Regions from separate parts of the Mus musculus genome. Here region 1 is linked to region 2. The links are chromatin contacts, found by Hi-C or POLR2A ChIA-PET in ENCODE. All regions are on one chromosome and are shown on one strand. Each heading gives the region's core, a stretch centred on a gene start or an enhancer-like site at or near the end of the contact. The rest is flanking DNA. Distances are from core to core; before and after follow the strand shown.

Region 1 (6,126 bases), core at 359-2,858, 79 kb before region 2:
TGTCTTAAGTTTCTACCCTGACTTTCCCCCATAAAGGACTATTACCTGGGATAATAAGAGGAAATAAACTTACTTTCCCTCAGTTGGTTTTGGTCAGTGTTTTATCATCCTAACCAAGAAACAAGCTAGGGAAGAACGCAAATTGGTATAAGGGGAAAAAAGTATTCTTTTTAAAAAGTGGTTTCATTTCATTTGCTTTAGGGCAGTGGTTCTCCTCCTCTTTGACAGCCTGCGTGTCAGATATTTAAACTGTGGTTCATAAAATTCACAACATTACAGTTATAAGTAGCCATGAAATAATTTTATGGTCGGGGTCATCACCACATGAGTAACTGTATCAAAGGGTGGCAGCAGTAGGGAGGTCAAGAAGCACTGTTTTAGGACAGAGCCTTTGCTCCACTTTTTGGCTAGAACCTATACAACTTTCCTGCCAACCATGATCAGAGAGTGGAAATGTCTGGCAGAAAATGAATTAGAAATGAAAAGACTAAGACCCGTGCCTGCCTTCCCTGCACCAGGGTTATAAATTGAGACCCACCACAAGCAGCTTTATCTAATGAAAGTTCTGGGCCTCAAACTTAAATCCCATACTTCACCAACAAAGCCATCTGACCAGGTCTATTACTCATCTCAGATGATGGTTTTTCTGTCATAGTTTTAATTCTAGTATATATGAATAGCCAGAGCTCATGGAAACAAAAGCTTTCTAAAATGAGTCATGATGCCGGCACGCTGTGTCCACTGTGTAAGGAGGGGGAGGGGAAGGAGGGGAAGAGAGGGAGGAAAAGGGCAAGGCAGACAACCCAGAGAGGGCTCCCTCAGCACCACCACAGCATGAGGAAGCCTCTCGGGCTGCACTGCCTGGAGAAATGAAGTAGTGATGGGCTGAGGGAACCGCCAGTGTGTCTGCCTTCAGCAGTGAAAAGATCAGCAGGCAAGGAGTACAAGAGCTTTCCCAGCGAGAGAGTGAGGTCGCAGCCGGTTCTGACACCGCCTACAATGGAGGAAGTTGTTTGAAAGTCCCTGTGGAAATCTGGGAGGAAGACAGGGTTCATAGCTCTATTTGTGGTTTGTTCATTTTTAAGACAGGGTTTAACTAGAGAGCCCAGACTAACCTCTAATTCTCCCAACCCTGACTTGGTCTCAGGATTCCAGGGGATTACAGATGTGCAACCGGCTGAATTTATATTACTCAAAAAAAAAAAAAAAAAAAAAAAAAAAAAAGGCGAGGCTAGAGGTGATTGATTCTGTTCCAGCCCAGGTAAATGGGGGAGGGAGGTATAGGCGGATGTTGCGGCTTGCTGATGCTTGTAACATCTGTAAGCTTCAGTTTCCTTTTGTATACATTAGGAATTAAAAATAGCACTCATTTGATATGGGTGAGGAAGCCGGCTTCAGCAAGCAACTCTTATGAGCCTGCTGTATACAGTGCCTGGCGGGTCTAACTCTGCCGAGTCGGGGAACTCCCTTTGAAGATTGCCAGGTACCTCTCGACAGGAACTCTTTCTCACTCTAAGTTCACTTTCTCCGCCCCTCCCCGCAGTCCTCTTAGTCACCCACTTGGCAGCAGCTGGGCCTGAGTTATTCACAGTCTTGCCTAAGCACACCTGGGAGAATGGAGCCAAATGCACGTCCAGAGTGAGCGGTAGTGCCGCAGGCTACCTTGCCCTGCCCTGCCGGCCCCACCGCCTGATGTCGCCTCATGTGCACCGGGCCAATCAGCTCCGCCGCCGTCTCGGCCAGTCACCGCAGGTGCCTCTGCAGCGAACTGGGCGGGAACCGGGCGGGTCCCTTCTTTTCTCAGCCCTAGCTCTGGGAACCTGCACCCCAGATCTGCCAAGATTTCCCCTAGCTCATTCCTTTCGAGGCCCCATCTGGCTAGAAAGGCAGCCACCTACATTCCTAAGAGAAGTAGGGAGGGAGATGGTTTTTATCATTATTTTTAAGGGGGTTGGCTTTAACAAAAATTATTTTGCCTCTTAAGTTACAAAGACTGAAAATGAGAGGTAATTGGAAGGAGAGTTTATATGGGAAGACTGGGAGAAGTGGGAGACAGCCACCCCCTTCCTACACCTCGTACTTCCTTGGAGCCAGGTTATTTATGTGACTCTGACACACTCTAGGGGGGCACCCGTGGGCTCTCTGTTATACCACATTAATTAAGATCGGCAGGGATTTTGAGAAACGACAGACCCTGCTTCTGTGCAAACTTATTTTCTAATCTCCTTGGAAACCTGTGCTTTGCTTTCAAGTTGCAAATGAGGAACCAGAGATCAAGGGAGGGTGACTTTAAGCAATTAGTAAAATGACAGGCCAGGAAGTGGAGTCTCTGCATTTCTTTTTCTCTTAACCCCTAAGAGATCAGTTGACAGCTGAGTTGGATAGGATGAGGAAAGTCCCTTCTCCCTGGCGACTGCCAGGCCCAACCTACCTTCATAGCTTTTCAAGAGACTACTGTGTCCCTTCACGTTGACTTACCCTTCAGTCAACAAATACACGGAGCTAGACAGGGCTCCAAGGTGTTGCTGTACCATGAGGCATACGTTTCCGGGATTGGGGAGGTTAGATGATGAATGACTAGCGACCAGCTATGTAGCAAATTAACTGTTAGGAAAAAAAGCAGAGCATGCTATGAGCGAATTCAAAGAGTGGTGTAGGTGAGAGTAAGTTGCATCTAAAATTGTGTGTGTGTGTGTGTGTGTGTGTGTGTGTGTGTGTGTGTGTGAGTGAGAGAGAGAGAGAGAGAGGGAGGGAGAGAGAGAGAGAGAGAGAGAGAGAGGGTGCTAGTTGGTTGTCTCCTTCTGCCTTTTGGTGGTGGTGAGGTCTGGAGATTGAACTTGAGCAGTCAGGGTTGTGCAGCCAGTGCCTTCGCTTGCTCAGCCACCTCACAGGCCTCTCAAACTGTATTTTAAAATAAGGTTTCAGGACTCCATTTACACTTCAGTGTGAGGAGTCTCAGGCTGGAACAATTAGAAAGCAAGCAGTCGAGAGAGGAGAAAAGGTAGAAGACTTAAAACATCGATGTCAAGGTAGGACATGACCTGGAGGTCCTCAATGGTTATAATTACTGTTGAGCATGCTGCTGTAATGGGCAGCCACTGGTAAAATGGCCTGTCTTAACAGGATCACTCTATGAACTGAAAACAGGGGGTCACTGTGGTGGGGGTGGTTGGGGAGAAGGCTATTTAGGACATATTCCCAGCAGTCCTTTAGCTAGTGATCTATTTGAGAGATGGCAGATGGACCAAGTGGTGAACAGTAAAGGATTAGAACTGAGGGTCTATTTTGCAGTTGGTGACAGTAGAATTGGATGGGCTGGGCATGGGCTCTGGGTAAGAGGGATTGAAGGTAGTCAGAAGTTTTGATGAAGCTGAGAGAAGGGAGCTGGCATCACCAGAGACAGGAGATGCTAATGGTGGCAATGGGAAGGCCATTGTTGCTCCTCAGCAATCGTGTGTTCCTATGGTAAGGACAATCACACCTGGTGAGGGCTCCCTCACCCTCCACTCTCCTCCAGTATGCTAACTGGACTCTCTCACCCTGACCCCTTCTGTAGTGCTACCCAGATTCCTTTTACAACCACTACTAGATACATTTCTTCTTGCTTTTAACATCATAGGCAAACAGTGTCTTTTAAAAATGTATTTGTTAGTTATTGTTATTGTTGTGTGTATGTGATAACTCTGTGCAGATGCATGTGCCACAGTGGTCATAGTGTGTGTGTGTGTGTGTGTGTGTGTGTGTGTGTGTTTGTGTGTATGTGTCCCAGTGTGCTTGCACAGATCAGAGGATAACTTTGTGGAGTTTGTTTTCTCCTTCTACATTTACGTAAGGACCTGGAATTAAACTCAGGTACCAGGCTTACATGGCTATCACCTTTACCCACTGAACCATCTCATTATCCAGTGCCATATAGCCCCCACAGTCCGTGTCATGAGATAGGATACTTAGCTGTCTGTAATCCTCTGTTGCTAATTGCTTTAGAATTGCTGCCTCCTCCTTTAAAAGGTGATACTCCCACTTTATCTTTTGTACCTCACAGAGCTCCTTAAATTTGGAGTTTAGCTCATGGTAAGACTTATGCCTCGTTCACTGATGGAGACATTTATGTTGCAAGGCTGGGCATGCCCCATCAGATGGGAATTGCAGATCCAGAATCACAGAATCAACATATCCTTAGTTCAAAGGGATTTTTAGCTGATGAGACACTCGAGTCCCAGGAAGGGAAGGAACTTTTCCAAAAACTTTTACGGGATGAGAGAGCCAGACCCAGAATGTGGGAGCTTTGAGTTTTAGATTAGTGCTCTTTCCCCTGTGCTCATAAAACTGCGTTTCTTCCCATGGAGAGGGCTCCTCCCAAAGCAAAGTCCAATTCTAGACTGTAATCTCTTAAGAATGGGCTTAGAATATGGTGTTTGGAAATAGGCTTTCTGGTCTATTGGTCTACAGAGCATTTACCATAGCCTTTTAGAGAGCAACTTGGCAAAATCCAATCAAACTTTTAAATGTTTTGTTTTTTCATGTATATAGGTGTTTTGCTTACATGCACATTTGTGCACCATGCGTTCCTCATGCCTTGGGAGGCCAGAATAGGACATTGAATCTCCTGGAAGTTACAGGTAATTGTGAGCTGCCATTTGGGTATTAGAAATTCAACTCAGGTCCTTTGGAAGAGCAACCAGTGTTCTTCACCACAGGACCATCTGTTCAGCACTACTCTATTAAACTTCCTTTATTAAAAATATACTTTCCCATATAATATATTCTGAATATTGTTCCCCTCCCTGTCCTCCTCCCAGTTCCTCCTCCCCTCCCCTCGCACCCAGATCCACAACCTTTCGGTCTCTCCTTAGAGAACAAATAAAAACCTAAGGGAAAATGATAAAATAAAATAAATAAAAACCAAACACATTGGAACAGGACAAAACAACCAAGCAAGAAAAAAAGCCAAAAAGTTCAAGTAGTGCATATAAACACAGAGATGCATATATTTGCACACACAGGAATCCCATCAAACCCCAAAAATGGAGGCCATAATGTAGATACAAAGAACTTGTAAGATAGGGGGAAAAAAATGAAGTCCTGGTTTAACGTTATGAGACAAAGAACCTCCAATGATGTAATTGACTTCATTTTCTGTTGGCCATCTACTGCTGGGCATGAGGCTACCCTAAAGAGCAGTTTGCTTCCCAAGTAAGCTTTCATTGGAGTAAATTAATATTTCATTTTCAAGTGCTTATCAATTGGAACTACTTCAGGGTTAGAGAGGAGGGTGTGTGCCCACTTCTTTCAGCTCTAGGCCTGCATGTCAGTTAAACTCTTAAATGAGAAAGTCCCAGAAAATCTTTTTCTAGATATCTATCTCGAAATAAACTCAGCCGCCTTTCGTCTGGCGGCAGCCATCCATCAGATGAGCCAAGATGGGTGCATACAAATACATCCAGGAGCTATGGAGGAAGAAGCAGTCCGACATGATGCGCTCTCTTCTGAGGGTCTGCTGCTGGCAATACCGCCAGCTCTCTGTGCTGCACAGGGCTCCCCGCCCCACCCGGCCTGATAAAGCTCGAAGACTGGGGTACAAGACTAAGCAAGACTATGTCATTTGCAGGATTCGTGTCCACGGTGGTGGTCGCAAACGCCCAGTTCCTAAGGGTGCAACTTATGGCAAGCCTGTCCACCATGGTGGACAGCTGAACTTTGCCCGAAGCCTTCAGTCTGTTGCTGAGGAGAGAGCTGGGCGCCATTGTGGGACTTTGAGAGTCCTGAATTCCTACTGGGTTGGTGAAGATTCCACATATAAATTTTTTGAGGCTATCCTCATTGATCCGTTCCATAAAGCTATCAGAAGAAATCCTGACACCCAGTGGATCACCAAACCAGTCCACAAACACAGAGAGATGCGTGGCCTTGGAAAGGGCCACAAGTTCCACCACACTATTGGTGGTTCCCGCCTTGCAGCCTGGAGAAGGCGCAATACTCTCCAGTTCCACCGTTACCACTAATACACGTGATATTTGTAAAATTCATATCCAATGAACAATTTAGGACAGAAAAAGAAAGAGAGAGAGAGAGAGAGAGAGAGAGAGAGGAAGAGAAGAGAAGAGAAGAGAAGAAAAGAAAAGAAAA
Region 2 (6,140 bases), core at 2,318-4,817:
AAGTTTAAATGGACAAAAGCCAGACAGAAGACTTGCTGGCAAACAGGGAATGGTTATATGTTATCTTTCCATCTTTCTCATAATTTAAAAAGATTTAAGACATTTAATAATGGTCATATCATGGAGAAGTGGGCCCTGTAGACTGATATGAGAGTTAATAAATAACTAATAAAACTATTTCACAGAGGATTTAGAAACATGTGCAATTTGAAAGCCACTCAAACAAAATATGCACTGTGGTGACCTGAGTGAAAATGGCCCCCAAAGGTCCATAGAGAGTGGTACTATTAGGAGGTGTGGTCTTGTTGGAGTAGGCGTGGCCTTATTGGAGGAAGTGTGTGAGTGGGCTTTGTGGTTTTTAGATGCTCAAGGCAGGCCAAGTGTCTGTCTGTCTTCCTGTTGTATGTCAGTCCAGATGTAGAACTCTCAGCTCCTTCTCCATCACTATGTCTGCCTGTATGCCATCATCATGATAATGAACTAAAACTTCTGAACTGTAAGTCAGCCCCAATTAAATATTTTCATTTACAAGATATGCTGTGCTCGTGGTATCTCTTCATAGCAATAGAAACCCTAACTAAAACATGTACAATCTCATTCTATCAGTGGGAGTCTGTCATACAGAACGCTCCAGTGCACACATGAAGGTATAAGTTGAAGATGTTTACTGTAAGGGAAAGCTGGACAAGAATCAGGACACTACCCCTCCTGTGCCACCAGTAGCCAGATCACCCACCTGGAACCCAGCAGAGGCTCAAAAATATCTAATGAATGAATGAATGGGATTGAAAAATTAGAAAATGGGCCAGCACGATGTCTCATTTAAATAAAGGTGATTGCTGCCAAGCCTAAAGACCTGAGTTTGATTCCCAGAACCTACATAGGGGAAGAAAGAACCAACTTCCATGCATGCCCTATGGCAATCCTCCCATCCCCTAAATGTAACAGAGATATGTAATTTAAAATTGGAAATTAAATTTTTGATGACTGGAAATGGTTACATCTACGCTATAAAAAATAAGGTAGATTTGGGTGTAGCAATATGAGAGACCCTATCACCACCAAGTGTTAGGTGAACAAGATTCGAAACGATGTAACTTTCAGCACTGGAGGACTGAATTATACAACAATGTTCTAATGCATGAACGCCTGTACTTATTTTATATTTGCTATTGTGGAGAGGTATCTGCAACACTCCATTTACACAGCAGTAACATTTTGAGCATTTACCATGACAAGATTATTCATCTTAGTCCTCTTCGTTTACTCTAGATGCCGAGTGCTGCCATTAACGTTCCCATTTTACAAGGTGGGAACACACCACAGCGCAGATACACTGAGGGCGGGGTCTGAGGTCGCAACAGAGCCAAGATTCCAGCTCCAATGATCTGGCTTCAGGGCTCAACAGGGTTCAGCTTTTGACTCCCTTTTCTTATCTATAAAATGGAGATATCAATAGCAACCGTCTATGTATCGTTGCCTTCTGTCCTGGTTGATTCTGTTCCACTCATTCCTCTACTGCGATGCTGAGGGTGAACCCAGGGCACTTTGTAAACCAGGCCAGAGCTCTATCACTGAGCTGCACCTCAGCTCCTGACATAAGTGCCTGACACATGAGATGTACCTGCCACTAATCTATTCATATAAAGTGTGTGTGTGTGTGTGTGTGTGTGTGTGTGTGTGTGTGTGTGTGTGTGAGATGTCTGAAAAGATGCTCATCACAATAGTAATATGTTAGGCAAATGATACAGACTAGCAGGTAGGGATGCTTGCTTCCAAACCTCTAATTATCTGAATTTGATTCCCAGAAGCTACAGAGTGGAAGCAAAGAACTGAATTCCATGATTTCTGCACGTGTACTGTGGAACAGGCACTCACGCACTTACGAGCGTGTGTGCACACACACACACACATGTACACACACAGAGTAAATATATATACTTTTATTAGTTAATCCTGTTATTTTTAGATTGATTATTATTTGATAAACACAAATAATTAATTCTTGCTGAATGCACACATATACACATGAGTGGATAGGTTGAAGAAGTGCTTACCGTCTACACCACATGGTTAATGCTAAGCACACATCATGCCAGTGCCATGCATCTGGTTTGCTAAGCACAGAAAATTTACAAGCTATCAAAATGGCTGAACAACCAATATCATTTAAACATCTGTAAACAAAATATTTATCAGGACCCTGAGAGTGTTTATACTCCAACATTTTCAAGTAAGACCAGGACCCAAACCACTGAGCATTCGAGCACCCGGGAAGTGTGTGCATCTGAAGACAGAATGTGAAGTTGGGTTTCTGCGTGTGCCTTCCCAGCCTGCTGGGCTTTCTGTTTGACTTCAGAAATCAGTTCTACGTTAAAATGATGCCAGGGAGAAGCAACATAAATCATTCCCTCTGGGGCAGGTAGTGGGTGGAAGGGGTTCTATGGGCTGACTCTATTGACCAATGAAGATGATGTTCCCAAGGGTCTACACAGGATCACCAAGTGGATTTCGCTTACCTGATGAGTAATATTTCAGTTTTGACAGTCTGTCTTGTTTTGTTTTTATTAATGATCAGGTGCAAAAAAAAAAAAAGACCAGGATGCTGTTTGGGCTTGTTTTTTGTTTTCTTTGTGTTGTAATTAATTAAAATTAATTAACTTATTTTGAGTCAGGTCTCTCTTTGTAACCCAAGCTTGTCCTGGAATTTACAATGTTGCTGTGCAGCCCTTGTTAACCTTGAATTCACAAAAATCCTCCTGGCCCCTTCCACCCCCACAGCAAGCTGAGCAAGCCACCTAGTTAAATGTCGCCTGTGACCTTAACTTTCTGGGCAGGGGCGGTGTCTGATGGAAACCACAAGCCAAAAGACAATGTGAAGTTCCTGTGCCTGAGAGTAATCTTTGTCCCAGAAGCATGGCTGTGGCCAAAGATAGCCCTAAGGGTTCCTTCAGAGTTCAGGACCCTCTGTGGGAAGCGAGCATCTTTGCAGAGCTCAGCAAGGATCGGCGCCCCCATCACAGACACTGCCAAAACGGAGGAGGCATTGTGCAGGCGGTGTTCTGGTAACTTGAACAGGAGACCTTCCGCTCAGCACTGCCCTTCGGCTTCCAGCTGATCCACAACACAAGATTCTTTGTTTGGGACAATCTGGAAGATTCCCCCCCGCCGCGAGAGCTCCAGCTGAGTCACAGCCTGCTTCCCCGGTGTCCCGCTGCGCACTGTGCCTAGAGTGAGCCTCAGAAGCCAACTCACCTCATCTCCGGCCGGAGGATCTGAGTGTAGATGAGGCAGCGTCCCAGGAAGATGTCAGAAAAGTGCTTCGTGGTAGGCTCTCCAGTCCACACCAGGAGTGAGCGCGGCCTCAGAAGTATGACCACGATCCCTACTACCAAGGCGATCAGGACCAGGAGACCCACTCCGAGACCGATCTGGGCTTTCCTAGAGAGGCGGCAGCCAGGTCTGTCCCCAGACACCTGGCTAAATTCATAGTTAGCCATTGGGCTCCCGAAGACTGGCCCAGGCTAGGCAGGAAGAGAGCACAGGGCTGACTGGGTCAGAGCCTGCCCCTCCTCCTTTTTTTCACTTGCTTTTATCTGCTTCCTTTCCCACCCCCTACTCCTGCTCCAAAGTTCCACGGAGGTGACTGGACTAATAAGGCTCTTGGGTTGTCAACAGGCACTCCAACTGCTTACTTCCAGACTCCAGAGCAAACTGACCAGAACCTCTCTCTCCAAGAGAAGACAGCACTTTAGCCTCTGCTGGTACACAAACAACAGCTTCAGAATACTCCTGACCAACAACCTTGACACTTGACATGTTTGCTACTTATGCTCAGGTGTGTGTGTATGTGTGTGTGTAAAATTATTCTCCCTCTCCCTCTCCTCCCTCCCTCTCTCTCTCTGTTCACCCAAATGCCTGGCAATGAATGGCCTGCTTACCTCTACTTCTGAGCTTTGATAAAAATCCTGCCCAAGTATCTTTAAAGTCTCAGCTTTACTCTGCCCCTCTTCTCAGGAGGTATCAGTTCAAACCCAGCCCCAGATGGTAAAGTGCTGTTAAGATAAACTTACCTCTCTGAACTAGATAGATGTGAGCAGAGCCTCACATTCATTACATCAAAGCTTGCTTTGATTAGATGGCTTAATACCTCCTAGGTGTTTAGCATAATCCCTAAGACATAACAACCGATTACTCAATAAATGTAAGTTATTGCTGCTTACTCTAGGGGGTTGACAAAGGTAGGATTTTAGAGTTGATAGGATGCTCGCAACCCATCTCATGTGCAGTAATACTTCATCCCACATGGGAACCCCAAATACAAAGGCTCTTCCTGGCTCTCCTTCCCAAGAAGACCCCGCACTCTTCTGCTTAAACAGAGACTTGTCACAGAATGGATCATGACACAGGATTTTCACGGGACACTTTTCAGGCAGAGGGTACTGGATGCAAGAGCTGGGGCAGGAAAGCCCCTTGTTCTGTTTTAAGATGCGGGAAAGCAGCATTGCAGCTATACTACAGGATGACAGAGAATCCTTCCGAAGGCAGCAGGAGAGTAAGTCTCTGCAGCTCCGTATGTCAGGAGGACTTTTTTAGACTGTGCATTTCATTTTTTTTTAAACGTTTGCTGTCATTTTGCTTATTCATTTTGTGTGCCTCTCTCCCTCTCTTTCTTTTTTTTCCTGTGTTTTCTTTTTCTTTTTTAAAAATACATTCTTTAATCTTTTTTTACAGTCCAGACTTCATCTCCCTCCTGGTACATTCCCTCACCTCCTCCTCCCCACCCCCTCTCCAAGAGGATGTCCCCACCCCTATCCCTACCCCCCACCCCACCAGACTTCCTCACTCCCTGGGGCCCCAAGTATCTAGAGGGTTAGGTGCATCTTCTCTGACTGAGTCCAGACCCAGCACTCTTCTGCTGTATATGTGTTAGGGACCTCATATCAGCTGGTGTGTGCTGCCTGGTTGGTGGCTCAGTGTCTGAGTGGTCTCGAAGGTCCAGGTTAGTTGAGACTGCTGTTCTTATAGGGTTGCCCTCCTCCTCAGCTTCTTCTAGCTTTTCCCTAATTTAACCACAGGGGTCACCAGCTTCTGTGCATTGATTGGGTGTAAATATCTGCATCGGACTCATTCAGCTGCTTGTTGGGCCTTTCGAAAGGCAGTCATGTTAGGCCCTTGTTTGTAAGCACTCCATAGCATCAGTAATAATGTCAGGCCTTGGAGCCTCCCCTTGAGCTGGGCCTGTTAACTGGACCTTCATTTTTGTTCCTGCAGTTCTTTGGTTCTCTCTCTCTCTCTCTCTCTCTCTCTCTCTCTCTCTCTCTCTCTCTCTCTGTGTGTGTGTGTGTGTGTGTGTGTGTGTGTGTGTGTGTGTGTGTGAATATATGCCACAGGACATGAATGGAGGACCAAGGACACCTTTGAGGGGTCCTTTCTCTCTCTCTGCCATGTGTGTCCAAGGCATTAAACTGGGGTCATCAGGTCTGACAGCAGAGAAGACTGAACAGGTCAGGCCATTTTATCAGCACAGAATTCTGTTTTAACCTGTTTAAGATCAGTGACCTTAAATGACCTGGCACATGAAGTTTCAGCACAGTTTGTAAAGAGGGTCGTCATGTCACAGAAAGACTATGTAACAGATGGAATGGAGAAGTTTTAAAACCTTGGGGAACATTCTTGACGTAAGAGTCAGAAAAGTGTGAAAATCCCAGCAAAGGAAACTTGGAAGGGTGACTCATGAAAAAGAAAGAAGTTCTTAACTAACAAAAAATTAATTAATTAATTTTAAAAAACAACATATTATTTGTGCATGTATGTGTAGGCTCTTATGTGGGATGGCCATATGGGCCAAAGTAGGGCATCAGGTCCCTCAGAATTGAAGTCGTAAATGGCTGTAAGCTGCCTGATGCGGATGCTAGGGCCTAAGTCCAGTTTTCTGCAAGAACAGCAAAGTCTTAAATGCTTCTTTCCGTCCTCGAGAGGGAACATTTTCAGATTTTCAGGGAATGAGAAGGACACAGTCCAGCAGGTAGGTTCAAGAGAAGGTTTGAAGGTTCTCTTAGTAAGTTAGGGTGCAGTTGTGTTGAAAAAGGGAGCCATTTTGTTTGTTTGTTTGTTTGCTTGCTTAGTGTCAAAAGGAA

The links. Hi-C counts contacts between places; a loop is a spot of excess contacts on that map. ChIA-PET counts read pairs that join two places held with the same protein, here RNA polymerase II (POLR2A).
Region 1: a loop to region 2 is called in a map of T-helper 17 cell, with 2.7 times the contacts of the local background. The contact joins the enhancer-like site here to the promoter of Cd38 in region 2. A Hi-C loop is called at or near these places in 1 of 37 maps with a recorded cell type or tissue (T-helper 17 cell). POLR2A ChIA-PET finds 5 or more read pairs at or near these places in 1 of 5 experiments (Patski).

Annotation. Positions count from the first base shown.
Region 1 is chr5:43,943,778-43,949,903 of GRCm38, reverse strand. It overlaps the pseudogene Gm5292. Among named protein-coding and RNA genes, the nearest start is that of Fgfbp1, 35 kb to the left of the region's middle. Within about 2 kb of position 1,608, at least 1 of the 3 ENCODE cell types and tissues checked has a DNase peak (open chromatin) inside an H3K27ac peak, as active enhancers do.
Region 2 is chr5:43,866,236-43,872,375 of GRCm38, reverse strand. Cd38 (CD38 antigen) reads right to left here and starts at 3,567. Exons shown (of 8, transcript NM_007646.5): 1 at 3,256-3,567. The coding sequence starts at 3,500.